Regions from separate parts of the Homo sapiens genome. Here all the other regions are linked to region 3. A link is a loop called in an ENCODE intact Hi-C map of the cell type or tissue named here. Cell type or tissue: Caco-2. All regions are shown on one strand. Links, peaks and the distances in the headings refer to the core of each region. The heading gives the core; the rest is flanking DNA.

Evidence for each region. A loop is a pair of places that touch in the nucleus more often than their neighbours do. Peaks named below come from ENCODE experiments on the same cell type or tissue, not always from the same donor. Only the 100,000 strongest peaks of a DNase experiment are listed, where the experiment ranks them.
Region 1: it touches region 3 in a loop (6-fold over the local background); 2 of 110 quality-filtered maps call a loop at or near these places.
Region 2: a loop joins it to region 3, with 4 times the contacts of the local background. A loop is called at or near these places in 6 of 110 quality-filtered maps.

What each region holds. Positions count from the first base shown.
Region 1 is chr2:215,500,456-215,511,149 of GRCh38, reverse strand. No RefSeq gene overlaps it. Among named protein-coding and RNA genes, the nearest start is that of FN1, 70 kb to the right of the region's middle. In Caco-2, for the core only: no CTCF peak of the experiment used is centred there; a DNase peak (open chromatin) is centred at 5,439.
Region 2 is chr2:215,823,845-215,834,538 of GRCh38, reverse strand. The region is part of intron 1 of LINC00607 (long intergenic non-protein coding RNA 607); the gene reads left to right. Among named protein-coding and RNA genes, the nearest start is that of LINC00607, 14 kb to the left of the region's middle. RefSeq lists enhancers at 2,880-2,929, 2,950-3,029. In Caco-2, for the core only: CTCF peaks have their summits at 5,593 and 5,794; DNase peaks (open chromatin) are centred at 4,008, 5,848 and 7,578.
Region 3 is chr2:215,680,636-215,691,329 of GRCh38, reverse strand. The region is part of intron 5 of LINC00607 (long intergenic non-protein coding RNA 607); the gene reads left to right. It overlaps LOC102724861 (a long non-coding RNA gene), which reads right to left. Exons shown (of 8, transcript NR_187737.1): 6 at 9,204-9,406; 7 at 7,869-7,988. Among named protein-coding and RNA genes, the nearest start is that of LINC01614, 32 kb to the left of the region's middle. In Caco-2, for the core only: no CTCF peak of the experiment used is centred there; a DNase peak (open chromatin) is centred at 6,399.

The DNA of each region.
Region 1 (10,694 bases), core at 2,837-7,836, 180 kb after region 3:
AACAGCCCTAACTGTACACTCCAAAATGGTTAAGGCAGTAAATTCTATGTTGTGTTTTTTTACCATAATAAATAAGTAGGAAAACAAAATAAATCAAAACAATGAAAATCCTTTTTCAGTGAATACACTAGTGCCCAGACCTTTAGTTTCTAAATATCATTCCTGATTAAAAGGCACCGAAGCTTTTTGAGAAATGAATGATTCCAGGTCAAAGGCAGGAAAAGTACAAAAAAATTATTGAGAAAAAAAAAAGTAAAGAAATGCTCAAACACTAAAGAATATGTTTTAAATGAATACAGAGGCTGGCTTGGAAGTTTTCACTGGGTAAATTTGGTGCAATTTGAACATCAAAGAAAGAGGAAAAAGGTACCTTCATAATAGAGAGATCCTGTGGTCAGCCAGACAAGTTGAGATTGTCTTTTAATAGGAAATCATGAGAATTGCCCATCATTTTTGTAGCATTCTTGATAAAAAAAAAAAAGTTTAACTGAATCTGATCATAAGGAAACAACCAGGCAAATCTAGCTTGTATGATATTCTAAGAACACTGACCTCATTTCTTCAAAAATATCAATGTCACAAATAACAGAAAAAAAAGGTAGGAGGACTTTTCTAGATTACAGGAACTAAAGCAATATGCCAAATGCAATGTCTGTCCCTTGATAGAAGAATATAAGTGTTCTTAAAGATACAGTTTGTCTAAAATGTACTTTCAAATTGTTTTAGACACACACACATACACATAGGGATACACATATACCTAAATAGAAAGATAACATGACAAAATATTAACATTCAGTGAATTTAGGCAAAGGATGAGCAGGAGCTCATTGTACTATTCTTTTCTTTTTTTATTATTATACTGAAGTTCTGGGATACATGTGCAGAACGTGCAGGTTTGTTACATAGGTATACATGTGCCATGGAGGTTTGCTGCACCTATCAACCCATTATCTACATTAGGTATTTCTCCTAATGCTATCCCTCCCCTTGCCTTCCACCCCACTTGACAGGCCCCAGTGTGTGATGTTCCCCTCCCTGTGCCCATATGTTCTAATTGTTCAACTCCCACTTATGAGTGAGAACATCTGGTGTTTGATTTTCTGTTCCTGTGTTAGTTTGCTGAGAATGATGGTTTCCAGCTTCATCCATGTTCCTGCAAAGAATATGAACTCATTCTTTTTTATGGCTGCATAGTATTCCATGGTGTATATGTGCCAAATTTTCTTTACCCAGTCTATCATTGATGGGCACTTGGGTTGATTCTGAGTCTTTGCTATTGTGAATAGTACTGCAATAAACATGCATGTGCATGTATCTTTATTGCTTCACTCTTACATACATTGTACTATTCTTTCAAAAAAAATTTTTTTTTTTTTTTGAGATGGAGTCTTGCTCTGCCACCCAGGTTGGAGTACAGTGGCACGATCTCAGCTCACTGCAACCTCCACCTCCCAGGTTCAAGCAATTCTCCTGCCTCAGCCTCCCAAGGAGCCGGGATTACAGGTGCCTACCACCAGGCACAGCTAATTCTACGGGTTTAAAATAACAGATTCTCCTCAACTTATGATGGGGTTACATCCTGATAAATCCATCGGAAGTTGAAAAAATCCTAAGTCAAAAATCCATTTAATACACCTAACCTACCAAAACACCATAGCTTAGCCTAGTCTACCTTAAACATACTCAGAACAACTATGTTATTAGCCTACAGTTGGGCAAAATCATCTAACACAAAGCCTATTTCATAATAAGGTGTTGAATATCTTATGTAATTTATTGAATGCTATACTGAAAGTGAAAAACAGAATGGTTATACGAGTACTTGATGTACAGTTTCTACCAAATGCTTTCGTACCATTGTAAAGTCAAAAAATCATTAAGTTGAACCATCATAGGTCGTGAACCACCTGTGGCTGGAGTAGAGACAGGTAACATCAACAAAAGACTGCAGACTCTGGAGTCAGACTGCCTGGGTTCAATTTCAGGCTCTAAATTCCAGCTATGCGATCAACATTTCTTGATCTGCTTGCTTATCTGGGAAAGGAAGGTAATAACAAACCTGTCTCACAGAATTTTTCCTAAGGATTAAATGCAAAAATTCATGTTAAACACACAGCACAGTTGTTTGGCATGTACAGTAAATACTCAATAAATGTTATGCTGATTATTATTATTACACTAGAACCTGTGTTAGCTCTTCACAGAATAAGACTTCTAGCTGATAATTAGATGGTACACATTTGTAAAAAACATATATTTTAAAATTTCTGTTTCTTCTTTTTTATATCAGTTTAAGATAATTTGCACCTGCATGAAAAAAGCAAATTACAAATCTTTATTTCAGAAACCCTAGTTTTGTTCTTTTTTGTAAATTGACTCTACTTTTCCAACCAGGAAAATGACAGAACTGTTAGCGCATTTAACCACATATGACTGACCCATAATAGTTGTACAAGAAATGTGAAAGAATGAAAGAATAAAATAATGAGTAAATGAATAAACTGGTCCTGGAAGTCAGGCTACCAGACTACACTCCCGAAATCTGCAGGAGTTATGAGCCTCTGCTTTGCTTTCTAGATATCTGTGTCAGCTGCCTCTCCCATGTGATGGCCAGATTTGGGGCTAATGTAGACTCTTTTGTATCCTCCATATTCCAGCCCTATACCCTAATTTCAGAGTTGCTTGTCTACTTTTTCTGTGGGCTCTGAATGGTTGTTTTAATCTATATTCAGGCAGAGTAACAGGCATGAGGAATGTATGACGTAAAAGGTGCCAAAATCAACCACTATGCAAAAAAAACTTCTCTTCCAGCAGCCTGGGTGGGGGCTTCTAGCTGGAGAATATTCAGTTGTGTGAGGGCATCTTAGTAGACCACCAGTGGTATCTGGAAGAAGGAGCCCCCAAAAGCCTCTATCACTCATTAGCAGGTTTACACAATTCATTGAACAGATTGAATAGTTTAACAGATTACTCCATTAATTAGATTTTGGGAGAACAGGGCAGTTATGTGTTGGCAGAGCAAACAGAGAAAATCAAATTCTGGAGTGTGGAACGTTTACCCAAAAGAAATGCAGCTCTGGCAGCCAGATCAAAAGGTAGGGCTCTGAGCAACAAGAAGACCACGCAGCTGAGTGGGAGGAACTGATGGAAAGAGAGATGTGGGTGCAAAACACAAGCCTCTCACCCTCTTTATCCTAGAGCTGGTCATGCGTATTTCAGGAGAGCACACAGATCAAAGGCCTCTCACCTCCTCTTGTTCTTATTTCACATGCCATATCAAAATGTTTTTTCAAACACTCTGATGGGGAAGTTAATTTAAAAAAAAAAAAGAGTTAAAAGTATGCAATGAAGATTTTCCTTCTTTCCTTCTCAAAGTCTCCACAGTCTTTTGAGTAATGCATGCAATTGCCTAAACCAAAATCTTTTGCCATTCACCAGATGGATGCAAGAAACTGACTTATGAAAAGGCTGACAGATGACCACTGAGTATAAAGCACCCTGACACCAAAGTGATCAAAGTCAAGAAAATAGAAAGACATTTTCACTGAAAGGGAGAAAAATCTGCACCAAAAACACATGTGGCTGAATCACATCCAATGGACAGCCTCTGCAGATTTTATTCTTTGACTTTAAAAATATTCAGTGTTTGTAATTTTTTAAAGTTTGCTTTATCATAGAATTCTTTAATATTCAATCTAGAAATCAGCCAAACTAGAGTGCTTAGTAATTTACTACAAGGAAAGACCAAAGACTTTTTGAGAGTAACAAAAAAAGAAAAAGAGGAACTTCCTACAACTGGATATTCTTAAAGACAGCTCACTTCCTGCAAACTCAATGAAAGGGCACTATACCAATATACTAATGCAATTGCAGGTATGATTTATATTTAACTTCATAACTTTTGCAAATCTAAGGAACTGGAAATATAGGCAATATAAAAGAGTAGAGAAGCTAAACATTAGGCTGCAATACATTTTTTGTTTTATACTTGATGTTAGTGAAGTAGACAGTCAATAATACACAAGAATTCAAAACCAATCAAAATGTGAGCAGGAAGGGTGCATACCTGGAAAACACCTGTTTAGGATCAGACAGAAATAAATACAAATTCTTTTTTTTTTTTTTTTTTTTTTGCCACAACTGGCTACACAGCAAGTTACTGTGTATCTCTGAGCCTTAGCTTCCACAACTATAAATGGGAATTGTACAACTTCATTCTCAAATTCAAGAGATAACATATATTAATCAGCAGGTTGAGTCTATGAGTGAGTAACACATGTTCACTATTATTCCAAAAAGAGTCACCCTGGCCCATTCCTTTGACCCTGTGCTTGAATCAACATACCTGTTCCATAATAAGGTGAGCAGCATCTGGCCTTGGAGTTTCACAGACCCACAGCCTTACCACACTCTCTCTCTTTCATCTCACTTTCTATCATATTCACAACCTATTTTAGTATATCAGTGACACATAAGAACTAAGGATATAATAATCATGAAGGGTTTTAAGTTTAAAATACTAACAAATTTTATTTTCAGAAACAGAGTTTAAAGAAGAGGCAAACAATTCATTGCTGCTTTCTTTTTCCTACCTGCATTCTGTCGGACTTGAGCTACATTAAAAATCCAGCTGTAGGCATCAGAAATCAAAAACATTTTTACACAAAGGCACCCCCTTCAGGCTCCTAGTTCCTGCTACTGCCATTTCTTTTGGGTAAACATTCCACACTCCAGAATTTGATTTTCTCTCTTTGCTCTGCCAACACTCTGCACTGTTTTCTCAAAATCTAGTTAACAGAGTAATCTGTAACTATTAAATCTGTTCGATGAATTGTGTAAACCTGCTGATGAGGGATAGAGGCTTTTGGGGGCACCTTCTTCCAGATACCACTGGTGCTCTACTAAGATGCCTTAACACAACTGAATATTCTCCAGCTAGAGGCCCTACCAGGCTGCTCGAAGAGAAGTTTTTTTTTTTGCCTAGTGAGCGTTTCTGGCTTTTTTTTTTTTTTTTTTTTTTTGAAGCGGAGTCTCACTCTGTCGCCCAGGCTGGAGTGCAGTGGCGTGATCTCGGCTCACTGCAACCTCCGCCTCCCGGGTTCACGCCATTCTCCTGCCTCAGCCTCCCGAGTAGCTGGGACTACAGGCGCCCGCCACCACGCCCGGCTAATTTTTTGTATCTTTAGTAGAGGCGGGGTTTCACCGTGTTAGCCAGGATGGTCTCGATCTCCTGACTTCGTGATCCTCCCGCCTCAGCCTCCCAAAGTGTACCTTTTACATTATAAATTCATCACGCCTGTTACTCTGCCTGAATATAGATTAAAAGAACCATTCAGAGCCCACAGAAAAAGTAAAAGTAAAAAGAAGCAAGGTTTGCTGACTCAGGGAGAGTCTGAAAGGCACTTTGGACTTGGCCCTATCTCCCTTCCCACCTCTTTGTCCTTATCTACTCCCCACCTCCTCCTGAAAGCTGCCAGATTGTGACTGTATTTTTGACCCTAGTTCTTCTGAAATTCTTGTGCAATGAGTTTATTACTTTCTTCTGCTCTTGCAGTTTCCTCTCATATTCTTTCAAAACGTTTTCTTATGAAATTGTCTTATTCACCCGATTGTAGCCAGCCTACCCTTCTAGAACAGAGGACTCCCATTCTTTCCTGTTCTGTATTTTATCTAAAGCCAATTCCAATTCAGAACCACCTCTATTTCTAAATTTTGATTATACATTAATACGTCTTGTAACATTCCCCATTTGGCTCCTCCAACCCATTTTTTTCTTCCATTAATTGATACAGATCTGAATTCAGAAGTGGTCTTCTAGTGGACTTTCCATAAGTACAAAATATTTATTCCAGCCACAGAGGTTTGCATAACTTTACATCTTGCCTTTGGTATTTATGTCCTCTGTTGGTGAGAAAGTCTGAAAATTTCCCAATGTTCTTGTGAGTTAAGGACACCTCAAGAGCTATTTCAATAAGGTGATTTTCCTACTCCACGTTTGTTTAACATCATGCATGCAATCTAGTATCCTATTTAAGAAGATATTGTCTGTGGATGAGATAGAAGGCAGGGAACAAATTGACTTACTAAATCTTTAGGCAGTAAATAAAGACTTCTTCTCTGAGCTCTTTACCACAAACACAAATAACCCTAAACCCTCATATCCATGTTAATAAATCCAAAACTCCCCTTCTGTCCAACACAGACGATGCCTGTCTTTTCCTAGCCCTTGGAAACAACTATTTAATTACCTGTGTAATTCTCACCAAGTTATTACCCTTTGCCTTATCAGAAAATGTTTTCTGCTCTGTCATTTGGTTTAGTCAGTGTGTTTTTCTTGGAAAGTTTCTGTTTCTGTGTCTCCTGTACCCCCAGAAGACTCACTCTTGGAGTCAGCACATGACATTTTTTTCCAAGTGCAGAGGAAGGGCTCTGTGGCCCCTGCAGAAGAACCACAGCTGTGGCTCTGTGACTTACAGGTGGCGAAGAACTTGAAGGGAGAACAGCCAGGTCCCACTGGCTATTCTGGGATGTTTGAATGACTCAATAACCATTATTCATTAAAAAGTAGGTTCCTGCTGCACTTCTGTCCAGAGAAATCCACAAGGTGCCCATGTGAGAGGTAATTTGGATACAAATCATACCTGCTTTGCAAAGCACCTACCCTTATGGCTTTCAATTTAAGGACCTATTGGAAACCAATGTTCCATTTTGTTCCATCTATGGGCATATTACTGAATATGACAGGCCTCTCCTAAATGACGTTTATTCATACCCCTTGTTCAACCCTACTTTCAGCTCCTGTATGATGACTGCCTACTTCTTTGAGGCTTCCCAGGATCTCCTAAAGTGATTCTTATCATATGCCACATAACCCAAATTCTAAATCAGATCTTCCTAAACAATACTTTCCAAATTTTGTGGAAGTCTATCTAAGAATTTTCATGATACCCACAAATAGGAAACTAATTTTATTTAAAAGCAAAAGTTTGTGGGTCTAAAGGTGTTTTTCTAGTGGCATGGCCTCCTCCATAGGAAAGGGAAGGGAACAGACCTTTAATCCACCAGATACAGCACTACCTGCTTTCTATAATTATCCCTGCATTTTCTCACAGAAACTTTATGGATTATATTGTTAGTCCCATTTTGCAAATAAGAAATGAAGGCTCAGAGAAATTAACTAGATCGAGTGTCTGGGCTCAGATTTCACCTGGTTCTAATGCTGATGCTGCCTCCATGAGATATGCTCCTTTCAAGGAAGGTGTTTCCCCATCCTTTGGAACAACTCCGTCTAGAACAGAAAAAGAGAAAGGTAAATGAATTCATCCTAAATTGGGAGGGAGGGCAAAGCTGTCATCCTCCCAAGCTCAAGAGAAATAATGTAGTAATAAATAGTTTTTAGTGCAAATAAAAATAGATTGTAAAGTACAAACAAGTTAATGATTCTGTTTAAATAATAGAATAGAATGTGAGCACCAAACACACAAACATTTATCACAGTCACTTTTTTATGAGAGCTATACAAAGAATTTTTTAAATGATCATTATGCACATCTGCTCCACATCTGTAGCCTCTCTGTCTGCAACTTTATGGCTAGTGGCAACAGTGAAATTACACCATCCCTCTTCACTGTAAGGCAAATCTAAGAGGCCTCCCCACTGACCATAATATTAGGGAACACAATGAAGGGAAAATAAGTGTCTGGGCATGGCATGGGGGCCTAGGGCAGTCTGTGGAAGACAAAGTTGTGAAGCCGGAGAGAAAGTACCTATCATTTCAGTTGGCTGAGGCATCCTAGGTAACAGAGCTACAGACATACTCTAGGATAAATAAATGTATAGATTGTGATGTTAAGATTCCTGGTCAGAAGGCCCTTCCACCTGCGTAAACTATTCTACTGTAATTGATCTGTTCCGTGGTCATTTTTGTTTTGTTTTGTTTTGCTTTGTTTTTTTGAGACAGTCTCACTCTGTCCCCTAGGCTGGAGTGCAGTGGTGCCATCTCAGCTCATTGCAACCTCCGCCTCCTGGGTTCAAGCAATTCTCCTGCCTCAGCCTCCCGAGTAGCTGGGATTACAGGTGTGCACCACCACACCTGGCTAATTTTTGTATTTTTAGTAGAGACAGCGGTTCACCATGTTGGCCTGTCTGGTTTCAAACTCCTGACCTCAGGTGATCCACATGCCTCCCAAAGTGCTGGGATTACAGGTGTGAGCCACTGCACCTGGCCTATTTTTGTTATTATTGCTGTTTTTTTACTTTACTCTCCCAAATATGAGATGATAATTACTACTGTGTGTGTTCAGATTGAACAGTGAGTTAAAGAATAATCAGGCCACATAATTAGATGTGGACTCAACCCAAAGAATATGGTAAAATACTTCTTTGCTATTTCTCTATGACTGTTAAATCTATATTATACATTTCACATGAAAGACATAAATGTATATTTGCAAATCAATATAAAATATGCCCTACGTGGTAGGCAAAATAATGGCCCCAAAAGATGTCGGTATCCTAATGCTCAGAACCTATGACTATGTTAGGTTACTTGGCAAAAGTAAATGGTAGTTACAGATGGAATTAATGTTGCTCATTAGCTGACCTAAAGATGAGATTTTCCAGTTGGGCCCAATGTAATCAGAAGGGTCTTTATAAGAGAAAAAGAAAGGCAGAAAAGGAAGAGTTAAAGTAATGCTATGTGAGAAGGACTTAACTGACAATTGCTGGTTTTGAAGATGGAGGAGACCATGAAATTCAGGCAGCCTTTACAAGCCAGAAAAGGCAAGAAAAGAGATTCTCCCTAGAGCCTCCAGAAGGTAACACATTGCTGTTGACACCTTGATTTTAGCCCACTGAGACACATTTCAGACTTCTGACCTCCAAAACTATAAGATAATAAGTTGGTGGTGGTGTAAGCAACTAGGTTTGTGGTCATTTGTTACAGCAGTCACAGGAAATTAATATACTCAGTATTCTGTAGCAAAATGTTAGTATAAAATTATGAATAAATTGACTAATAAAAATGCTTACATTTTAGACACTGACAAAAATATCACTAATTCCCAAAGGAAGTTTAAGTGCATTTAAGCTCCAGTAAAGTTATTGTTTGTTTGTTTGTATGTTTGTTTTAAGGGAGAGAGGTAGGGGTAAGTAAAGTGGGAATGCAGAGTGTTAATAAATGTTGAATGATGGGTGATAAGAGTTCATTACACCATCCTATCTGCTTTTCTGAATGTTTGAAAATGTCCACAATAAAGTTTTAAAACATTTTTCATTCCCCCCAATTAAATAACTTTCAAAAGTGAGCATCTAAGCAAAACCACTATATTAAATAAACACTGTATGTCTTTTTGTTTGTTTTTTTTTTTTGTGAGATGGAGTCTCGCTCTGTCACGAGGCTGGAGTGCAGTGGTGCAATCTCGGCTCACTGCAAGCTCCGCCTCCCAGGTTCACGCCATTCTCCTGCTTCAGCCTCCCAAGTAGCTAGGACCACAGGTGCAGGCCACCACGCCCAGCTAATTATTGTATTTTTAGTACAGACGGGGTTTCACCATGTTGGCCAGGATAGTCTCGATTTCCTGACCTTGTGATCCACCTGCCTTGGCCTCCCAAAGTGTTGGGATTACAGGTGTGAGCCTGTGTGGTATGTCTTTTTTCTAAAATAAAATGTGAAAGACAAAAATCTAAACCTTTCTTTTTATGACTTAATCTGAAAGCCTGTGGTATTAATATATTTCCACCAGAAATTATTAAACCATGTTTTCATAGCAGATGATTTGCTGCCAAAATTTTAAAAGCAAAGCTGTTTGTGCCTACTCATAGAGAATTATGTGTATATTTGTAGTTCTACTCAGCACAAAGAAATGCTTCTAGTGATAAGAGTGGAACTGAAAACAGAATACAATGCATTTGTATGATTAAAAACCAAAACATAAATATAGCCCTGCATCATGGAAAACACATAATGCTATTTTTGATAAGTGCAATATTTAATCTCATTTTTGCTAACATTAGGTGAAAATTGATTTTCCCCCTAAAATGTGATGTGTTCTATTAGAGCTTAAAATGCAGATGAATCATGAGACTATGTTTCTATGATCCTAGCACTACAAAAAGTAGAAATTTGCCAAAGAATTCAATGAGTTTTATTTCTTCATTGAGGTAACCAAATAACCAACATCACCAGTGACTATAGAGTAGATAGACATTCAAATTGTTTTATTATTGAATTGATCAGCTTATTTTACAACCTGGGAACATGAGGAATATTTAAAGTATATTGGTTCACACAAGGAGTTTTGCATAGCAGCATATCTACTTGGGGATCACTAGAAGAATAAACTTAGTTGGAAGAAAGAAAGAAGGAAAGAAAGGAAGGAAGGAAGGAAGGAAAAGGGAGAGAAAGAAAAAGAAAGACAGAGAAAAAAGGAAGGAAGAGGAAGGAAGAGAGACAGAAAGAGAAAGAAAGCAAGAAAGAGAAAAAGAAAGAAAAGAAAGAGCTCTGGGGTTTTTCTCTTTTTTTAAAAAATAAAATTCTAACTGAGGTTCTTAGGTGGCCATATAACTTAGCATACATATATCTATTGTATATTGTATTATTATACATAGTATCTATTGTATATTTTACACACACACACACACACACACACACACTTGATTTTACCTTTCCTTATGTCAATTAGCAGCAGTGT
Region 2 (10,694 bases), core at 3,469-8,468, 140 kb before region 3:
CTTTATGTATGTTTCATGAATCCTCACATGTGGCTCTATGAAGGATGATGCTATCGTCTCTTTTTTGTATGAGGGCCCTGAGACTGTGAAAGGCTAAGCAGCTTTCCCGAGGTAGTGAAGCTCAGGTTAGAACCCCATTTTCTTTACCTCTAAGTCACAGCTCTTGTCGTTACTCTATGGTTCTTGAACTTTCACGAACCAGTAAAACTGCAAAAAGCAAAAACAAAACAGAAAAGTAATTTTTTTACATGTCCAAATAAATAAAAAATAAAAGGAACTCTACTCAACATAATTTTATAAAATAAATTTAATTTTATAATATAATAATTTTATTATATTATAAAATGCTAGCATGTAACATTATTTTGCAGTACTTTGTGATTTTGGAAGGCCAGAAGTCCATGAATGTGTTTGATTCCTAACCTGGAGGAAACGCTTGCTTTAAGCATGTGTGTGGCTAGGGTTACATCACATCTTAGAACAAAGAACAGTTCTTCCTGGGAACAGCTGGTAACCTTACACCAACATACTTATATAAACACTGTGTTGACCTTATCTTCCTCGTTTTGTTGAAGACCAGTGAAAATTTTTCCATAGACCAGCGCAGGTCTGAAGACAAACCTTTGGACACCATGTAGAACAAAACTGTTTTCCTCATATGTGTTTTTTAGAGATAGGGAGACAAATGGGTAGGTATAGATTGCAATGTTCAATTTCACTTTCTAGACCTGTAATGTAAAACATGGCTTCTCCCCATGCCTATGCAGACTGCAGTAGTCCCTTGGTGTCTCCCATGAGATATGTTATCAGAAAACACAGCCTTTTCCCTATTCTTTGAGGCAATGGACTGAATTGGGTTTTCCTTTCTGCTTTATTGTTTTCACATGTTTGCCAACTCTCAACTGACCATTTTCTTTCACCGATAAATTTGAGGGAAATTATAGTCCCTGCACATAGAAGGCCAGAAGTGTCCCCTCAAGCCTCTAGAAAACAAAAAGGGACCGTTTCTTTCATCTCTGATCAACTAAAAAATTGAAAACAGGGCTGATTCCATCAATAGGAGCTGGAATGATAACTCCATGGCTAGGAACAACCACTGTTAATGTAAAAGATTAGTTTCCAAAGCTTATGTGAACATGAGGAACAGTTTTCCTCAGTGTCATTGTTAATTTAATGACAATGTTACTTACATAAGTGCAAACATAAAGCTGGGTGTAAAGGCTGATGCTTATAGCTCTTCTAATTATAAAACTGAAATAAATTTACAAACTGAAGAAAAAAACTCTAAAACCAGTAAAACTCAAATTAACAACATAAATTTGGTGTGACAGATGAAGTTTTGAGAAATTTAAACTGCTACTCACAGTGTGAATGTATTACTGGCTGTCATGGTACAGGTTTTGGAATTTGGCATGCTTATGCTGTTGCACAAGGCATTGGAGTGGCCCCAATTTCTCCACCACTTCTCCATTTGAACTATAGAGACCTTGGCACCTGAACCTCCTTCGCTTTCATTTGGCATAAAGTCATCTTTTATTTCACAAATCTACCTTTGTTTTTCTCTCATTTGCTTATGTCAATTAAAATCCTTATGCCTGTAACCCCAGCACTTTGGGAGGCCGAGGCAGGTGGATCAACTGAGGTCAGGAGTTCGAGCTCAGCCTGGCCAACGTGGCGAAACCTCACCTCTCTCTACTAAAAATATAAAAATAAGCTGGATGTGGTGGTACGTGCTTGTAGTCTCAGCTACTTGGAAGGCTGAGGCAGGAGATTCACTTGAAGCTGGGAGGTGGAGGTTGCAGTGAGCTGAGATCGTGCCACTGCACTCCAGCCTGGGTGACAGATCAAGACTTTGTCTAAAAAAAAATAATAATCGTACTTGACAATAAAGTGATCTTGAAGACAAATACAAAATGAAATAAAGTAGTTAAAAAACTCAGTACAAGATTCATTTCCTTTTTCAGTCTTCCGTGCTGCCTGATCCTAGAGAAACTGGAAGGGGCTGTATCTGCTTTATCTTTGTATCTCCAATACCTACAACAATACTCCAGCACATGGAAGACCCTAAACTGTATTTGTTGAATGAATGAACAGATGAATACAAGCCCTGATAGAAGGAAGTAATGGTCTGGTACAGAATGGGGTGCGAACTCATATGGAGGTAAAGAGAGTCAGTAAGCAATGCCGCCACAGCAGCAGAACAGTGGAAGATAATTTGAAAAAAAAAAATGGAGAGATATTTCTTTAGCTACATGTGGAATTTACCGATATGCTACTGAGGAAGGATTGATAGAGAATATCAGTGTCATATCCTGGTGCTAGTACTATATCATTTGCATTTTTTTTGTGTGTAAATGTATGGTAGTGTTATTTAGTAAACTATAGTTAATTCCATAATATAGCCTTTATTGTTATCAACAAATCTTTCTAATGCCCTTAAAAAATGCACCTTCAAAGGTAGGGAAATCAATTGGGTGTACTTAGTGGGGAATTAACTGGGTCTACCCAGCCGATATTGTCAGCATCTTGTTTCCTTAAGTATGTTAGTCAATGCCATGGTTTGAGGGGGGAGGTAGAGGTGATGGTCCTCCACGCATTCCAGGCTGGTGACATTTGATGGTCTTCCAGGCATCCCAGGCATGGCCAGACCCTTGGTTGGGAAACAACACTTTTTAAGAGAAATAATAATGTAGCAAAGAAAATGCCTTGCTGCTGGAGTGTAAGAGATGCGGAACAACTCACAGTATCTACTTTCCAGACTGTCCTCTGGCCCAGGTCCCATGGGCTTGTGCCTGAGTCTTAAGGAGAGGGGTCATTGGGAGCAGGAGGCAGCATTACTTTGTTATCCATGCCAAAGGGGAAGAGGAAATTCTCCCTTACTTAAAGAAGAGCAAAACATTGCATCAGCATCTCAAAATCAGCAGCTTTGGTAGTGCTGTGACTTTCGGTTTCTCTGAAAGTGTTCCTCAAAGAAGCCAGTATTTGAATTGTTTGCTACTCAGCCACGAAGAGATAAGAAGCCTGTGTCAGAATGCATGTGAACACGCTGCTTGCTTCCTAGAAGCCTTGCTTTGAAAAAGAAGGTCTGCCCATCCACATCATTTTGGCTGGTATGTCTCTGGTCTGCAGTTATTATTTTTGGTCTTTGCTCTCATGTAAATGGTAACGTCTGGCCTTGTTAATGTATAACTCTAGTCTCTCAGAGAGTACTGCCAATAAAAATTTTTTAAAGTTAAATTAGTTCAATCATTGTGGAAGACAGTGTGGCAATTTCTCAAAGATTTGGAACTGGAAATACCATTTGACCTAACAATCCCTTTACTGGGTATATACTCAAAGGAATATAAATCATTCTGTTATAAAGATACATGCACGCATATGTTCATTGCAGCACAATTCGCAGTAGCAAAGACTTGGAATCAAACCAAATGCCCATCAATGATAGACTGGATAAAGAAAATATGGTACACATACACCGTGGAATACTAGGCAGCCATAAAAAGGAACAAGATCATGTCTTTTGCTAGAACATGGATGAAGCTGGAAGCTATTATCCTCAGCAAACTAACGAGCAATAGAAAACCAAACACTGCATGTTCTCACTCATAAGTGGGAGCTGAATAATGAGAACACATGGACACAGGGAGGGGAACAACACATACTGGGACCTATTAGGGGAAGTCATGCAGGGAAAGCATCAGGAAAAAGAGCTAATGCTTGCTGGGCTTAATACCTAGGTGATGGGTTGATAGGTGCAGGAAGCCATCATGGCACATGTTTACTTATGTAACAAGCCTGCACATGCACCCTGGAACTTAAAAAATAATAAAGAATAAATGAAAAAAATTTTTTTTAAGTCACTCAGAGATGTAATGAAATATTCAGTCCTATTTTACTTCCCAATAAAGAGCTTGGAGAAGCTTACGGACTGTGCAGTAGGTGTCCTCACATGCCCTGATAAGCAGGGAAGAATGGCTGGTCGTTGCCCATGGTACATATGACCTCATTGTCCCAATTGCCCTATGAGTGGCTGGACTGCTTAGTCATGAAGGTGTGGTCCAAGCAGTGATCTGGAGGCAGGGAAATTAAAATGCAACAGTCCAGCTGGGACCCTTCTGCCGTTACACAGTGAAGCTACTGGGAAGCTGTGTCTTTGCGAGGTGGGGGAGTCTGAAGCTTCATTTCATGTCCCTGCTATGGTGTGAGGCCTCTCTCTCTTTCCAAAGCTAATTATTTGGAGCCATTGTGAACTCCCACTTTCAGGCGATTTGAGTTCCAACAGTTTATTTCACTGTCAGTTGTTCTGAACTTAAAAATAATTTTTCTACCAAAAATAATAAAAGGAACGAAGGGTCAGCTCATAGAAATCAACTTAAATTCAAACCTAGATGAACTAATGTACATTTGCAATGAAAAGAAGCAGAGAAATCAAATGTTATAGTTTAGGTATGCAGACTGTGTTTGCAAATCCATTAATTATAACTGAACATAACCAAATTAATAAAAATAATTTCTTTTTTCTACAATATGGCTTTGACGATGGCATTTTTAATTAGAGGAGGAGAGGAGAATGTTGGAGACTTGTGGAGATTATCCAGGGGGAAATTCTCAGCACATTTGAAGCCTTTAGAAGTTAAGGAATAATTTTACTTAAAACTTTAGTTTGACACCCATGTTTTACTAGCATTGATCAGCCACCCCAAGGTTCATTTTTAATCACAAAGAAAGAATACGGAGCCTTGAGAGCGTGAAGGATCACGCCTGTAGTCCCAGCGACTCTAGAGGCTGAGGCTGGAGGATCACTTGAACCCCAGAGTTCACGGTTACTGTGAGCTGTGATTGCACGACTGCACTCCAGCCTGGGCATCCTAGAGACACCTGTCTCTATAAAAACAACAAGAAAGAAAGAATGTGGGGAAAAAGAGGATGGGTATCTTGGGTCAGTTTCCTGGAATTCAGACTCTGAGATAGTGTAGTTGACTGGGGAGCCGCTCTGAATCAACCCCTGTGGAGTAACAGAAGCAGAACTGGAGAAGAGGAGATGCAGGTACCGCAAATGACTTGGCTGATGGCAGGGCAGCCCTGAAGCAGGCACAGTCCTTCAGTTGTCTATCTCCTCATTGATCAGTGAGTGGATAGGGGCCACTTCAGGAAAGGTGTGACTTGGAGCATGCAACTCCCCCGCTGAGAGCAAATCCCACGGACGATGTCTCCTGAGTACCACGGTCGCTGATACGGTTTGGCTGTGTCTCCACCCAAATCTCACCTTGAATTTTAGTTTCTGTAATTCTCATGTGTGGTTGGGGGGACCTGGTGGGAGATAATGGAATCATGGGGGCAGTTTCCTCCCTACTGTTCTCGTGGTAATGAATAACTCTCACGAGATCCTATGGTTTTATAAGGGGAAACCCCTTTCGCTTGGCTCTCTGATTCTACCCTGTCTGCTGCCATGTAAGATGTGCCTTTTACCTTCTGCCATGATCGTGAGGCTTCCCCAGCCACGTGGAACTGCGAGTCCATTAAGCCTCTTTTTCTTTATAAATTACCCACTCTTGGGTATGTCTTTATCAGCAGCATGAAAATGGACTAATACAGCCACTAACACCACAGCCATTGGTGGAATTGGTTTCGGTCCTGAAATCGCAGTATCCACTCTAGCGCCATATTTTTTTTCTCTCAGGTAACTGGGCAAGGATGGGAGAAAAGAGGAAAAACTGTGTTTATGGAGGTGTGTAAAGATAGGGGGAAAAAAGACAAGCTGTGGAGGAATTAACCAAATTGAGCTTTGGAAGACAGAGGGCAGCAGGGAGCAGCTCTTGCAACACCTTTCTGAGGGGAAGAGGAGGTGAGAGGGAAGGCCCGGCTCAGGCTACAGGCTGCTCTTGCCAGAACAGTTGAGCTGCTGGTGAGGATATGCTGCCCTAGGGGAAGGAGGGACAGTAGACTGACCTGATATTCAAGGCAGGGAACAGTTGATGACATTTTATATTCTACCTTAGGGGGTCCTGCACAGAGAAGCAGGTGAGGGCTGCTATGGTAATTCCCAACGTGTTTTATTTATTTTATTTTATTTTTAATATGGCAATACAGATCAGTTTTGTTTTGTTTTGTTTTGTTTTTTTAACATTTTGCATCTTTCTACAAAGTGTTATACGGGCAATTTTTCTTTTCTTTTCTTTCTTTCTTTTTTTTTTTTTTTTTTTTGAGACAGAGTCTTAGTCTGTCGCCCAGGCTGGAATGCAGTGGCTTGATCTTGGTTCACCAGGTTCAAGCGATTCTTCTGCCTCTGCCTCCCAAGTAGCTGGATTACAGGTGTGCACCGCCATGCCTGGCTAATTTTTGAAATTTTTTTAGTAGAGATGGGGTTTCACCACGTTGGCCAGGCTGGTCTCAAACTCCTGACCTCAGGTGATCCGCCTGCCTTGACCTCCCAAAGAGCTGAGATTACAGGTGTGAGCCACTGCGCCTGGCCTAGGCAATTATTTTTGATGCCAAAGTAGAATTAATTGTTTTCATTAATTTTTAAATTAAGGCCAGGTTTGATGGCTCACACTTGTAAATCCCAGCACTTTGGGAGGTTGAGGCCAGAGGATCACTTGAGGCCAAGAGTTCAAGACTAGGCAACATGGTGAAACCCCCTCTCTACAAAAAATAATAAAAAAAATTAGCTGATCATAGTGGCATGCACCTGTAGTCCTAGCAACTCAGGAGGCTGAAGCAGGAGGATCTCTTGAATCCAGAAATATGGGGTTACAGTGAGCTATGATGGTGCCACTGCACTTTAGTTTGAGGAATGGAGCAAGATCCTTTCTCTAATAATAATTAATAGTAATAATAAGTTTTAAAATTAACTGTGCTTTAAGGATTTTTGTGATACCTTCCTAGACATCCTGTTTATTGTTGCAGAACTGATTGGATTCTCTTTCATAGAGCTCTGACCATAGAGGATACAAAGCAAATAAATAGAACAATCCTTGCTTTCAAAGGAGATTTTGATACAATTTTGAAAAAAAAAAAAAGAATGCAAAGTATGCTGCTCTTCCTAATGCCAAGGAGTATTTTACTTTTTAGCAAAAACCTTCTCTTAAATGTGGAGAACACTCAGGGGGAGGTGGAAGAGAGAAAGCAGTGAACAGATTCATCTTCCCTTCTATATCTGAAAGGATAAGCAGGCTGTGCTTTCCAGAGTGAGTTAGCATGCTATTTTATACAAATTCTGGGAAATGTCGGGCGTTTAAGTGTTGCTTTCTTGTTTGTTTAGTTTTCACGGTACTCCGGAATGTGTGTATCTCAGACATTTGAAAGGCATTCTGTAACCTATATTCCAGATATTATCCCTTAGTCATCTTTTGGGCTAGTCTGTCTGTAATTGATGAGTGTGCTTTTGAAATCCAGGGTTATCTTTGTTTAGGAAATAATTAATTGCTTGACATTGATGACCCTATTTTGTAGTTCTTTGTTCTATTTTGTAAATTTAAAAATGCTTCTTTTATCTTTGTATCGTTAACTTTGCCTTTATTACCTGACGAATAGCATATTTGCTGCTTAGGCAATGACCTCTGCAAATCAGTGTTTGGTGGGAAGGGCAAAGAGAACATGTAACTGTAACCTGAGGAGGAGTTTTTCTTTATCTCTTGTTCCGCTCTTATAGACTCCAGCGAACCACTAGAAGGAGCCTGTATCAGCCACTTTCCAATTCTTTGCAGTGATTATGTTTGAAGCAGATATTTATGTTTTCATTCCTGTTGATATCAGTGGGAATACTCTTGATAAACATAAGATGTGGGAAATATTTATTTCTGGGTCCTCTATTCTTCTTTCAGAAACCTTTCTCTCTCTTTTTTTTTTTTTGTCCACTCCTTCAAACTCCAGGCTTGCCACTTCTTAGTGGCATGACTGTCTCCTTTGCCCTTCCCACCTAGACCACGCCATAGCTTGTGGGTCAACCTCCTCACTTGGCTTTCCTGGTACCTCTGCTGTATAAACTTGCTGTTTTGGTTTCACTGCCTCAGGGCCTTGTTAGAAGATTTGCCAGTTCTTCTGATAAACCAGTCCATGCAATGCTGTTAATAGTTGATCAAAATCAACCCCAAATATGCCTCCCCTAAGAACCCGTTCCCATTCTAATCTGACGGGGGTCTTTAACACATTTAATTCCAAGTTTTCCAGTCTGGCCTGTGCTTAGAGAAAAATTCACAGGATAAGCACAACACATTTTTCTGGAGCTTCTCATTTACTTTAAGAACCTTAAAGGAAAAACTCACATTATTTTCATATTAAAAGAAATAAAGATACAGATTACACTAGACATCAGAATTTCTCATATCTTAAAAATAAAACATGAGAAAATAAGAAATTTTTACTTTTGGTGAATTATTCTGGGTTTGGTCTCTAGGTACCCTGCAAGGCTTGCATAAAAATCTTAAGAAGCCAAACCTCTTTGGTTTAAGCAAAAAATAGTTTTCAATGCTCAGAATTATAGACATTTGAGGAGGCTAATTTTTTTTTTTCTTTTCAGCACTTCTCTGATCATTTGCCCAGATGGGATGTATTTGCTGGGCCAATAATGTGGGCAGGAACACATTTTTCAGGCCTGAATATTTTTTTGAATCTCTTTACAAAGTCTTGTTTGGGTCTATTTGTGTTTTAGATCAAGTCTTGGTTGGTGAGTTAGAGATCTAAGTGATGACATTTAGCAAAAACATGGCATGGAGCTGCTTTTTAGTTTGCATTTTGGGCTAAGATAAGACACTTTATGTGCTTCCTTATAAAGGATATTTAAAATTTTTGAAATATTTACTTACAGTAGTCAAGTCAATGTCAAACAAGAGAATGAATCTTCAGGGAACTTTGAAGATAGGTTTAAACTTTTAAACATATGCATTTGTTTTATTGTATCGTAAATTATATAAAGAAGAATTACAATGAGGAATTGAAAAATTAATGGGATTTTTTTTTGTCAGAGGAATCCCTATGGGGAAATTATTGTAGAATCCGACAATAGTGCAAATTATTCATACTTTGTTGCTTTTTTAAAAAATTTTATCTTATTTTAGGCTTTTTTTATTTTTATTTTTTTTAATACTTCAAGTTTTGGAATACATGTGCAGAAAGTGCAGGTTTGTTACATAGGTATACATGTGCCATGGTGGTTTGCCACATCCATCAACCCATCATCTACATTAGGTATTTCTTCTAATGCTATCCCTCCCCTATCCCCCTACTCCCTGACAGGCCCGGGTGTGTGATGTTCCCCTCCCTGTGTCCCTGTGTTCTCATTGTTCAACAACCACTTATGAGCGAGAATATGCGGTGTTTGGTTTTCTGTTCCTGTGTTAGTTTGCTGAGAATTATGGTTTCCAGTTTCATCCATGTCCCTGAAAAGGACAGGAACTCATCCTTTTTTATGGCTACATAGTATTCCATGGTGTATATGTGCCACATTTTCTTTATCCAGTTCATCATTGATGAACATTTGGGTTGGTTCCAAGTCTTTGCTATTGTGAACAGTGCTGCAATAAACATGTGTGTGCATGTGTCTTTATAGTAGAATGATTTATAATCCTTTGGGTATATACCCAGTAATGGGATCGCTGGGTCAAATGGTATTTCTGGTTCTAGATCCTTAAGGAATTGCCACACTGTCTTCCACAATGGTTGAACTAATTTACACTCCCACCAACAATGTAAAAGCATTCCTATTTCTCCATATCCTCTCCAACACCTGTTGTTTCCTGACTTTTTAATGATCATCATTCTAACTGGCATGAGATGGTATCTCACTGTGGTTTTGATTTGCATTTCTCTAATGACCAGTGATAATGAGCTTTTTTTAAAATGTTTGTTGGCCATATAAATATCTTCTTTTGAGAAATATCTGTTCATATCCATCACCCACTTTTTGATGGGGTTGTTTTCTTTCTCGTAAATTTATTTACATTTCTTGTAAATCCTGGATATTAGCCCTTTGTCAGATGGAAGATTGCAAAAATTTTCTCCCATTCTGTAGGTTGCCTGTTTGCTCTGATGATAGTTTCTTTTGCTGTGCAGAAGCTCTTTAGTTTAACTAGATCCCATTTGTCAATTTTGGCTTCTGTTGCCATTGCTTTTGGTGTTTTAGTCATGAAGTCTTTGCCTTGCCTATGTCCTGAATAGCGTTGCCTAGGTTTTCTTCTAGGGTTTTAATGGTTTTAGGTCTTACCTTTAAGTCTTTAATCCATCTTGAGTTAATTTTTGTATAAAGTGTAAGGAAGGGGTCCAGTTTCAGCTTTCTGCATATGTTTAGCCAGTTCTCCCAGAACCATTTATTAAATGGGGAGTCCTTTCCCCATTGCTTGTTTTTGTCAGGTTTGTCAAAGATCAGACAGTTGTAGATTTGTGGCATTATTTCTGAGGCCTCTGTTCTGTTCCATTGGTCTATATATCTGTTTTGGTGCCAGTACCATGCTGTTTTGGTTACTGCAGCCTTATAGTATAGTTTGAAGTCAGGCATCGTGATGCCTCCAGCCTTGTTCTTTTTGCTTAAGATTGTCTTGGCTATATGGGCTCTTTTTTGGTTCCATATGAAATTTAAAGTATGTTTTCTAATTCTGTGAATAAAGGCAATTGTAGCTTGATGGGGATAACATTGAATCTATAAATAACTTTGGGCAGTATCACCATTTTCACCATATTGATTCTTCCTATCCATGAGC
Region 3 (10,694 bases), core at 3,708-8,707:
AGATTTCTAGGATTTTCCTGTGGATCACCTCATTCTTTATGAATATTTGAGATATTGCTATTACTAGATAAATCCGTGTTCTAATTCTCTATTAGAAAGGCAAGTTCAGGGCTGGGTGCAGTGGCTCACGCCACCAGCACATTGGGAGGCCAAGGCGGGCAGATCACAAGGTCAGGAGACAAGACCAGCCTGGCCAACACGGTGAAACCCTGTCTCTACTAAAATACAAAAAATTAGCCAGGCGTGATGGCACGTGCCTGTAATCCCAGTTACTTGGGAGGCTGAGGCAGGGGAATCACTTGAACCCGAGAGGTGGAGGTTGCAGTGAGCCGAGATTGCACCACTGCACTCCAACCTGGGTGACAGAGCAAGACTCCATCTCAAAAAAAAAAAAAAAAGGGCAAGTTCAGATTTTATTACGTTGGTTGTTAAAGATCTGATTTCTTTAAAGATATCATTTATGCATCCACAAAAACAGAGGTCCAGCGATTTTGGTTAACTTATCAGGTCAATCTGTGCCTTTCTCTGCACATCCCTGTGATCAGCAGGTGTCTGAGATTTTTAGTTGTTTGAAGATGCAGGTGTGTCTACTGACCCTACCTATGCAGCTTGACTCAACATTCCATCAAAAGAATGCCAACCCCTGTGTATTGACTAGGTATGTTAATGCTGATTCTTCATTCCACCAAGGCCAAGTGAATCTTGGAGTAAAGATTTTTTTTTTATTTCCATTTATTTGCTTGGAAGAATGATATGCAGACACTGCTAGTTGTCATTCTGTGCTTGTTCTCCTTTTCTATATATTATGTAACTCATGATTTTTTTGCTGATTACAGTGACCACCTTAAATATTCTATTTGCCAGCCTTCTTTCCAGCTGATTGTGGCCAGTTACTAAGTTCTAACCAGTCTGGCCAATGAGATGCTTATGAAAGCATCCTATTCAACTTACGAAAGTATCCTTACAGGGGAGAACACGCCTCATTTTGGTTCTTTGTTCTTCTAGCTGGAAGGTGGACTCTATACCTGGAGACCCAGCAGCCATTTTGAATATGAAGCAATCTTTGAAATGGGAAGCTGGGTTCCCAGTTAGAAGGAATCTTCATCCCTGACACCCAGAGCTACATACCACTTCTAGACTTTCATATGACAAGGAAATGTTTTAATCCTGTGTAAGTGACTATGTTGGGTTTTCTGTCATGTGCAGCCAAACCTAGTCTTAACTAATACAATTCCCAATATAAGCATATTCCACTGAAACCTTGAAGTCTTTCTCACATTCCATCTGGATTTGCCCCATTCTCTAAGGAAAGGATCTTATTATACACGAATGTTGTCATACAGTGCATGCAATGTCCATCCAGCCTTTGAAGATATTCCTATTTCCATTAAAAATCTTTGTGTCTTATTAGTATTAGTATTAATCTTATTTTCCAGAAGTAGGATCCTAGAGAAAAGAAAGATATAATTTCAAAAAGACCCCAGAAGTTATCCAATCTCATTGCCAATCTGACGATGCTAAAACCTTGGCATCTCACATGAAAGCTGTGAAACTAGTATTGTTTCCAAAATTCTTCCATCTCTATTGTTATTGCCATTACAATCATTCACAAAGTAATTAGATGTCAGGATAGTTTGTTTTTTAAAGTGGCGTGGGTATCTCACATGGAACAAAAACTCTGAAAAGAAGAAAATGACATTATTATAATTAATGCAGTTTTTAAGACTGTGTTTTAAGACAAATATTTCAAAGCACAAAGCATAATGGAAGAATGTGTTAGAAGTTAATAGACTGTGAACACTGATCTTGAGTCCCTCTGGACTTTTAACCACTTACGTGATTTTTGAAAGCCATTAAAAATATAGTATTAAATAGAGGTTGTCATCTTCCTTATACTTTTAAAGAAAACAGAAGGCAGAGCTAATTGGAATTGAGTTTAATGGAAGAGTTGAATGAAACTCAATGAAAGATCAGCAGCTTGGGAGGCCGAGACAGGAGGATCCCTTGAGCTAAGGAGTTTGGGACCAGCCTGGACAACACAGAGAGGCCCTGTCTCTTCAAAAAATCAAAAAATTAGCCAGGTGCAGTGGTGCATGTCTGTAGTCCCAGCTACTCAGAGGCTGAGGCAGGAGGGTCCCTTGAGCTAAGGAGTTTGGGACCAGCCTGGACAACACAGAGAGGCCCTGTCTCTTCAAAAAATCAAAAAATTAGCCAGGTGCAGTGGTGCATGTCTGTAGTCCCAGCTACTCAGAGGCTGAGGCAGGAGGATCACTTGAGCCTGGGAGGCCAAAGCTGCCACCATGGTCATGCCACTACACTCCAGCCTAGCTGACAGAGGGAGATCCTTTCTCAAAAGCAAAAAAAAAAAAAAGAAAGAAAGAGCAGCTGAATTGATTCCCAACTTCATCTTACTTCATCTTGGTACTAACAGTCATAAAAGCTTAGAAGAAACATACATAGCCAAGCCACTCACTAGAAAGGCAATGAAAATTATTTTCCTTTCTGATAAAAGTTTCATGTAATGATTTCACTGTGAGAATAGTTCCATATTTCATTATTCTATAAACAAGCCAACTCCCTCTATTTGTTTTGTACAGGGATGGGTTATGCACACATACACACACACACACACACACTCACACACATACACATATTATATGTAATATAAATATATTTACATGAGTATTTGTAGCTTCTGTCTTTTCTAAATGATAGAGATTCTGTATTTCCTTACTTGTTGGGCCCATGAGACTGTCTTATGAGTTTGGGAATCATAGCTGGATAGACATCGAAAGAACAGACAACTACCATTGGTGGTGTGTGCCTGTAATCCCAGCTACTCCGGAGTCTGAGGCAGGAGAATTACTTGAACCTGGCAGGCAGAGGTTGCAGTGAGCGAAGATCACGCCACTGCACGCCAGCATGGATGACAGAGCAAGACTCTGTTTCAAAGAAAAAAAGAAAGAGAGAGAGAGAGAGAGAGAAGAAAACATCTTTTAAGGTTGGGAATCATAGCTGGATAGACATCAAAAGAACAGACAACTACTGTGAGAAGAAAACAAATACATTGGTAAGGTGGAAGGGATGAGAGAAATTGAAAATACAAGCACTGAGTTGGAGGCTGAGTTCTAGGGGAGTTTCAAAGGACAGGAACTGCTGGGGGACACGGCTACATATGGGTGGCAGCGCTAGTGGCAAATGGACAACAGAGGTTTCTAGTCTGCATTGTGAACATAATTTTCCTCCTGGAATTTTTAAGGAAAGTGAAAGAAAAATTTACACTGTTTTTAGTTATTGTTGGATGTTAGGCTGATGTTTTCTGAATGTAGCACTGAGTTTGGACTGGACTATTTAATACATTTTAATGTATACATTCCTACTTGCCTCAAGGATGTATTGGTGATCTTTTGGGATCAGAGTTACATTTTGCTGGTTAGAATTAAATCTGAGCTCTTCTTCCTCCTCATCAATTTTCAAAAACCAAACTGCCGAGTTAGCTTTATCGACACCAACCTGAGCACTAGGGAGGTTGATTTAAACTATCTTGTAGTAATTAGAAGTGAGTTTTTGTCAAAAGGAATAAAAATAGATGAGTAAGATAATAATGGAGGTCCTGTCTAACAAAGACTTGGAGGTAAATAAATACTAAAAGCAATTTTCATGAATAGAATGAATGGACATTTCTGGTTCCTTTTTATCTTTTCCTCCTTTTCTCCCTCCAACAAAATCCATTTCAGAAGTGAGCACTGAAAGGAGTGGTTGATCTTTAAGTTAGCCCACATGACTTATGTAACAAAACACAGGCCACCAACCATCTAATGGGATTTTCCTTAATCTTTTAAAACAAATGCTTTTTAGATAAAGCTTCTAGATTTCAGTTACTGTGTGTTAGCTAAAAAAAACTGGAAATTGCTGTAGCATAGAGGAAGAGAGGACCTGGTCTCTAGTTAAGTGATAGATAATTCTTCTTGTACAATTAAGTGTCTTTCTTTCTTTTTTCTTCCTTCCTTTCTTCTTTCTCTTTTTCTTCCTTCCCTCCTGTTTTTTCTTCCTTTCTCTCTCCCTTCTTTTCCTTTATGTTTTCTTGTTTCACCTTTTCCCCTCAAATTGTAACTAAATTATCCTATCAGAAATTAGATTTTTTAAAAAAGAAATAGTTGCTGTTTGAATCTCTGGTCTATGTTTGGACAGTGCCATTGATAGAGAAAATCTGCTTTAGACATATGCTTTAAATTTTTGAATATTCTAGAGTCCTTGTCAAGGGCAGTTTTGACTCTGTCCCTTCCCTCATTCTCCCAGAGGACATTTGGCTATGTCTTGAGGCCATACTGGGTTGTCATGACTGAAATGGGGAGATGCTCCTGGCACCTGCTGAGTAGAGGCTGCTAAACATCTGCAATGCACAGAAAAGCACCCCCATAACAAAAAGTTATTCAGCCCAAAATGCCAGTGGTGCTGAGGTTACAAAACTGTTGGCCGGGTGCGGTGGCTCACGCCTGTAATCCCAGCACTTTGGGAGGCCGAGGCGGGCAGATCACCTAAGGTTGGAAGTTCGAGACCAGCCTGACCAACATGGTTTGAAACCCTGTCTCTACTAAAAATGCAAAATTTTCTGGGCGTGGTGGTGCATGCCTGTAATCCCAGCCACTCGGGAGGCTGAGGCAGGAGAATCGCTTGAAACTGGGAGGCGGAGGTTGCAGTGAGCTGAGATGGTGCCACTGCAACAAGAGTGAAACTCCATCTCAAAAAAAAAAAAAAAAACGAAGAAGAAACTGTTTCAGAGATTTCTTTAAGTATTCCTGGATCTTCACCTTAGGCACAGAAGTTACAAAGTGAATTAGGAAGTTTAAATAAACATGATAGCTAACGTTGAGTTCTTGCTATACTGCAGGCATTGTTCTAATACTTGTAGTTCTCATAATATTTCCATGCAGTAGAAACAAGTAGCTCCATTTTACAGATGAGAAAACTAAGAAACAAAAGTTAAGTAACTGGCCAAACAACATGTAGGTATTAAGAATTGTAGCCTTAATTCTTGATTCTTGAAGAAGCACAAAGGGGTGGGTTTGGAGCGTAGAGTTTGTTTGAGTTGCCACCTCTACTTCCGAAATTCATTGACTCATGTGAACAAAATTACCTTTTTATCCATTGTATTTGTGGAAATATTCAAAGTTATATACTTCGGTATTTATGTTGAACACACAATTCTGACTACTGTTAATTCAGTGATACATAATACTTGTGAATAATTTAGGCTTCGGGGAAAAAAATCAATGCAAATATTTTTTTCCAAACCCTGAAATATTCAACATGAAAGATGGAAATGATTATGAATTATGACTTCTTCTCTATTGTTACAATTAATAGTTTTTATATTTATACTGAAGCCACGATGCTTTCTTACTGCTCTCATTAATTTTAAGACTTATGGAGAAAAAAACCCTCAAGTTGGAGGGACAATTTCTTGTTTTCATCATTTCCCTCTAAGAGGCCAACAGGATTATTGCTCAGTGGTTGTGTGGGCAGCTTAGGTCATAGGGCAAGGTCCCTCACAGGGAAAGGCAAGCCCATTATTTTTGGCCCAGTGTCTAAGAATATGGATCTTGAAGAGCTCAACATAAGAAAAACATCATTCAGGGTGTTTTCAGGGAAACAGATCAAGCTGAGGGATATAGGCCTTGTTCTCAGAAAGACTGCTTTGACTGTTTTGATGTTTCCAAGTTGAGTCTATTGTTTTCCTGTGTGATTTTCCTTGGAAAAAAGAAATGATTTCCATGGAGATGGAGAAGTTGGATGAGTGGATGAGCAATTGACAAATAGATGGGATGTGAATGCCACAAAAACAAATCTGGTTGTAATTAATTCCTGAGAATTCTAGAAAGCAGCTACAGCTATCATCAATGTGAAACTCTGGACTAAAAGCTCTGACACCAGATCCTCCTGTTTCCTTTAAAAAAGTCAACTCACATTTCTCTGATTCTCTTTGATTCATTTCTGCTGAAAAAGACCCAGAATTTGATATAAAACAAAGACACTTGTCCCTGAATCAGCACTATGAAACCTGAATAAATACAAAATACAGCTGATTCACTTTCTCTCAGTCACATTAAAAAAAAAAGTAAAATCCAACTGGTGTGCTCTTCCACCCAAATGTGTCATATTCAATCCTTAAACTAAAAGGTGAAAAATGTAATTCACAGTCCACCAGCTTTCTTAATCACAGCCCCACCACTCCACATGGATATAAAAACTGATAAAAGCCAACAACCAGAAACTATCTGCAGATGTTTAACTTCATTGTATTCAGGTTAGTCATTTGCCAACAAAGTCAGATTGTCCACATTGCTATCTGCTTCCAATTCCCTGCCCTGCCCCAGTATCTCTTAAGTTCTCTTAGGAAAAGCAGTAAAGATGTCTCCCTGACACTAGGAGGGTGAACATAATCGCCTGAGAGGCCGACTATCACTAGCTTAACCTCAGGAAGGATTACAATGCACTTCACTCAGTTCATCTCTCTCTCCCTTTTAACTGAATTGTTAACTTGTTCATGTTTCTAGTGTTGGGGCTCAGAAACTGATACTCTAAGATATGGCACTTTGACATGCTGAACTGAAGGAGCCTCAAGGTCTCCCTGACCTTCTCCCCTTCCTATCTCCCAAAGCACAGGATAAATTTGTTCTCTGATGTTTCCTTATCTGCCGAAAAGTCTGGACCCATCAAAGAAGAAGACAATTACCCTAAGTTTTCCCTGAGTTTCCATTAACTCATCTCCTATCGCAGGAAGGAAGACTGAAATCTGTCAACACACCTGGACAGACTTTTGTCACAAACCATTGTCCACTCTGCAGGCCCAACAGACTTTGTCTCTGGCCATTGTATGTTCTTCAAGCCCAGTGAATTCCCCTAAAAATTGTTTTCTGTCCCTATAAAGTCACCTATACATCTCCATTTCCTTTTCCCCTAAGATGTAGGGTATATAAACACCTCTACCCCACGGGGTATGAGGCAATCACTCTGTGATTCTCCCTCGTGGATGCTAGTAATTTGTATGCCATTTCTCCTACTGATCTGCCTTTTGCCAGTTGATTTTCAGTGAACCTTCAGAGAGTGGAAGAGAAGTTTTCCTTTGGCCCCTATGCTAGGCATATTTAAAAAATTGCAGCGAATTCAACTAGTCATTATCCCAGAGCACTAAACTCAGCTAACCTGGAGGGCATGGAGTGGTAAATAAAGAACTTGAAAGAGGAAGAAGAAATCACACTAACATATCTGGTGTTCATTAATTTAAGGAACCATTGAACAGTGTGAACTGCATCATTCTTATCATCACCTCTTTTGTAGGTGTCATAGGCAACTCTGTAGGTAAGTTTCTCTAATCACATAAAAAGGAAATTGAACTATATTTGTGTTTTATGCATTAACCTTTTGTAAGGTTTATATATGAGCCAACCCATTTTTTTTTTAAACAAGAGTTAACTCACCTCACAAATAAACTTTTTTCTTGTGCCTAAGATTTCCTTAAAAGTACATAAGATATTGAATATTGAGTGGTTAGAACAGTAATGCCATTGTGCTGAGAAAGAGAAGAATGGCAGAGGGTGGGGCAGTGCTAAAGGAGAATTTACTGATTTTTTAATATTTAGAGCTTTTAAACTAAAGACACATTGTTTAAAATTTGCAAATCGATTTGAAATGCATTTAAGAAGAAGCCCTTTGAACATAGATGATGGTTTGGTTGTTCAGCTGTGTTCTGGAAATGCTTCTTCCCATTTCTGCCAGTCCAGACAACAGGTTTGCCTGGATTCTGCATATCCCTCTCTGCTCTCCCTGACAGGCCACAGAAGGGTCTAACTCAGAGCTGGCTTTACCTGATCAGTTCTGAGATTGTCAGGGTGTACCTGGCGAAGGCTACAGGATTTCCCACAAAGCTGGAACTTGTCTTCTATCCACACGTGATTTAACTGATTCCCACATGACCTTCTTCCCCTCTAAAAAAAGGAAGACAAAGGAAGCAAAAGGGCGAGGTGTTAGATCACCTCATGGAGCAGTGACTTTTATATGTCTTGATGATTGTTGTTATATCGTCAGTAGCAAGGTCAGTGCCTAGTACACCACAGGGACCTCATAAAAATTTGTAAAATAAAAATCAATGTAATCCTTACAATAATACTGGGAGAAATGAATTAACCCCAACTTACTAAAGAAGTTCCAGTTAGTGGAAAAAATGAGATTTGAACGTAGGCCTAGATCTTTCTACTACATTACATGTCTTATTAGAAACCCCTCCTCATCCCCCACCAAATTCAAGTTATTTCAAGAGATCTATTGAATATAGAGTTGTTCGTTTCTTTTCTTTTCTTTTCTTTTCTTTTTTTTCTTTTCTTTTCTTTTCTTTTCTTTTCTTTTCTTTTCTTTTCTTTTCTTTTTGAGACGGAGTCTTACTCTGTTGCCCAGGCTAGAGTGCAGTGGCACGATCTCCACTCACTGCAACCTCCGTCTCCCGGGTTCCAGTGATTCTCCTGCCTCAGCCTCCCAAGTAGCTGGGATTATAGGCACCTACCACCGCACTCCACTAATTTTTGTATTTTTAGTAGAGGCGGGGTTTCACCATGTTGGCCAGGCTAGTCTCAAACTCCTGACCTCGTGATCCACCTGCCTCGGCCTCCCAATGTGCTGGGATTACAGGCGTTAAGCCACTACACACGGCCAATTGAATATAGTTTTTCTATGCCACAGATTAAGTGATCTCTAGGCAAAAATGTGCAGATAATCCACCACAGACTAAAGTGGCCAACCAAATAACTTGGGTTTTAATAGACACTTTAGAAAGCCTCCTGCTCAACTTCCCACCCGATGAGGAAGCAAATGTATATTAGGACTTTACACAATGCCTGGCACACAGTTAAGTGCTTAAGAAATATTCATTCTTCACAATGCAAGGAGCTCGTGGTAGACTGTGGTCTCAGCCTTGGCCAGAGCACTTTCACTTACTATGTTACAACTTTGTACGGTGTTCTGTTCTAAGAAGGAATAGTTCTCCCTTGAAATGTAAACACCATGAAATCAGGGACTTTGTTCTATTCAATAATGTATTCCTAGTGCTAGAGGAGGATCTTAAACATGGCAGATGCTAAAAAAAATCTGTATTTTAAATGTATGGATAAATGAATAAACCATTGTTGGAAAGGTATTAGAAACAGTACCTTATTAGAAACAGTAGTTCTCAAGAAATGGATTGGGAATTCAGAGGAAGAGCTGGTACCCTATCATGGCAGGTGGCCCCTAGAAGAGTCATTTGAAGTCATGTGACCCTCTGGTAGATGAATGGTTCCCAAGCTGTGGTGTGGGTCCTCCATGACAGCAGCCTTGGTCTGGTCCAAATGACATGTGTAGGATGAGCTTACACCTGCACAAAATTTATGGACAGCATAAGGAAAGGTAAGCCAATGTTGGAAATGCACCAATCACATTTTGAAAAGATAAGATGGTTTGTGGTGTCCGTCCTCTTCCTCTTCCTTTGTCTCTCATTCCCATTCTGCAGAGATCCTTGATTTGTAGCCAATCAATCCTTATCTCTGCAGCATGAATTTGTACAAAATCAGGTCATCAAGGAATCCAGAAAATGAAAATTAAGAAGAAAATTGTATGCCAACTGACCTTGTGCCCAGATGGGGGATAATATTTGTGGCAGCTAATTTTTAAATGAGGAAACAAAAATGAAGTAGAAAAAAATTTAATACCTTTGATTTTTTTTAAAGAGATAAAATAGCTTTGTGTTATCTCCTATAATCTTTATAAATCCTTCACTCGGTGCAAGCTTCCTGCCGAATCTCTGAAAAACATATCACATGACACAAAACCACCAGGTTTCATGATGAAAGAAGAAAAGCATCCAGTGCACTCCAAGCCCACCCCCACCTTGATACTACTTGTTCACAAAAGACGGGTTGTGGCTCTTGGGGATTTGTTGATCAAAGTTCCAGTCATGCTGACTGAAAGGGTGTTCTGTTTTCAAAGTGATTATTGAGCCACTTTAAAAACACTTTAACTTGTGGGTTTGCCTCATTCTATTTGAGTCCAGATTTCACAATAATGTAATGAAGGAAGCCCTGTGGTACTGCCTGTGTCATCTTAATTTATCAGGAAACCACAACCTTGCACATCTTTTCCAAGTGACTTTTTTTTTTTTGGTTTGTTTGGCCACGATAGCCATGTTCAGGGCTGTTTGGACCCTTCCTGGTTTGGTGCTTGGCCTGGGTTCCAGGGTTGAAGGGCCAGTGCATCAACTCCACAAGGTTCTGAGTCTCTCTTGGCACCTTTAGAACTGCCTGCTCTCTGTTCCTTCTATCAGGTTTCAGGCACTCCTGTGCTCTTTGAGTAATCAAGGTTTTATTGTAAAAACCCATTCAAATCCCCAAAGAGCTGTGAAATATTTGTTTCACTTTTCTCTCTGCTTCAGTGGGTATTTTATGTGAACTGTAAACTTGGGAAACATAAAAAGAAAAAATTAAAAAGAAATATGTAGGCTTGGTAAGAATCAGAAAAAAAAAACCCACGAACAATGCTTCAGTGAGTACACTACGAATATAGAATGCATTTAGCCAATTTGATATATTCTTTACATTTTCTTTATGATTTGTTCCTGTTGGGATGACTGAACATTTATTTAAACTGTAGATAGGATCTTCATGTTA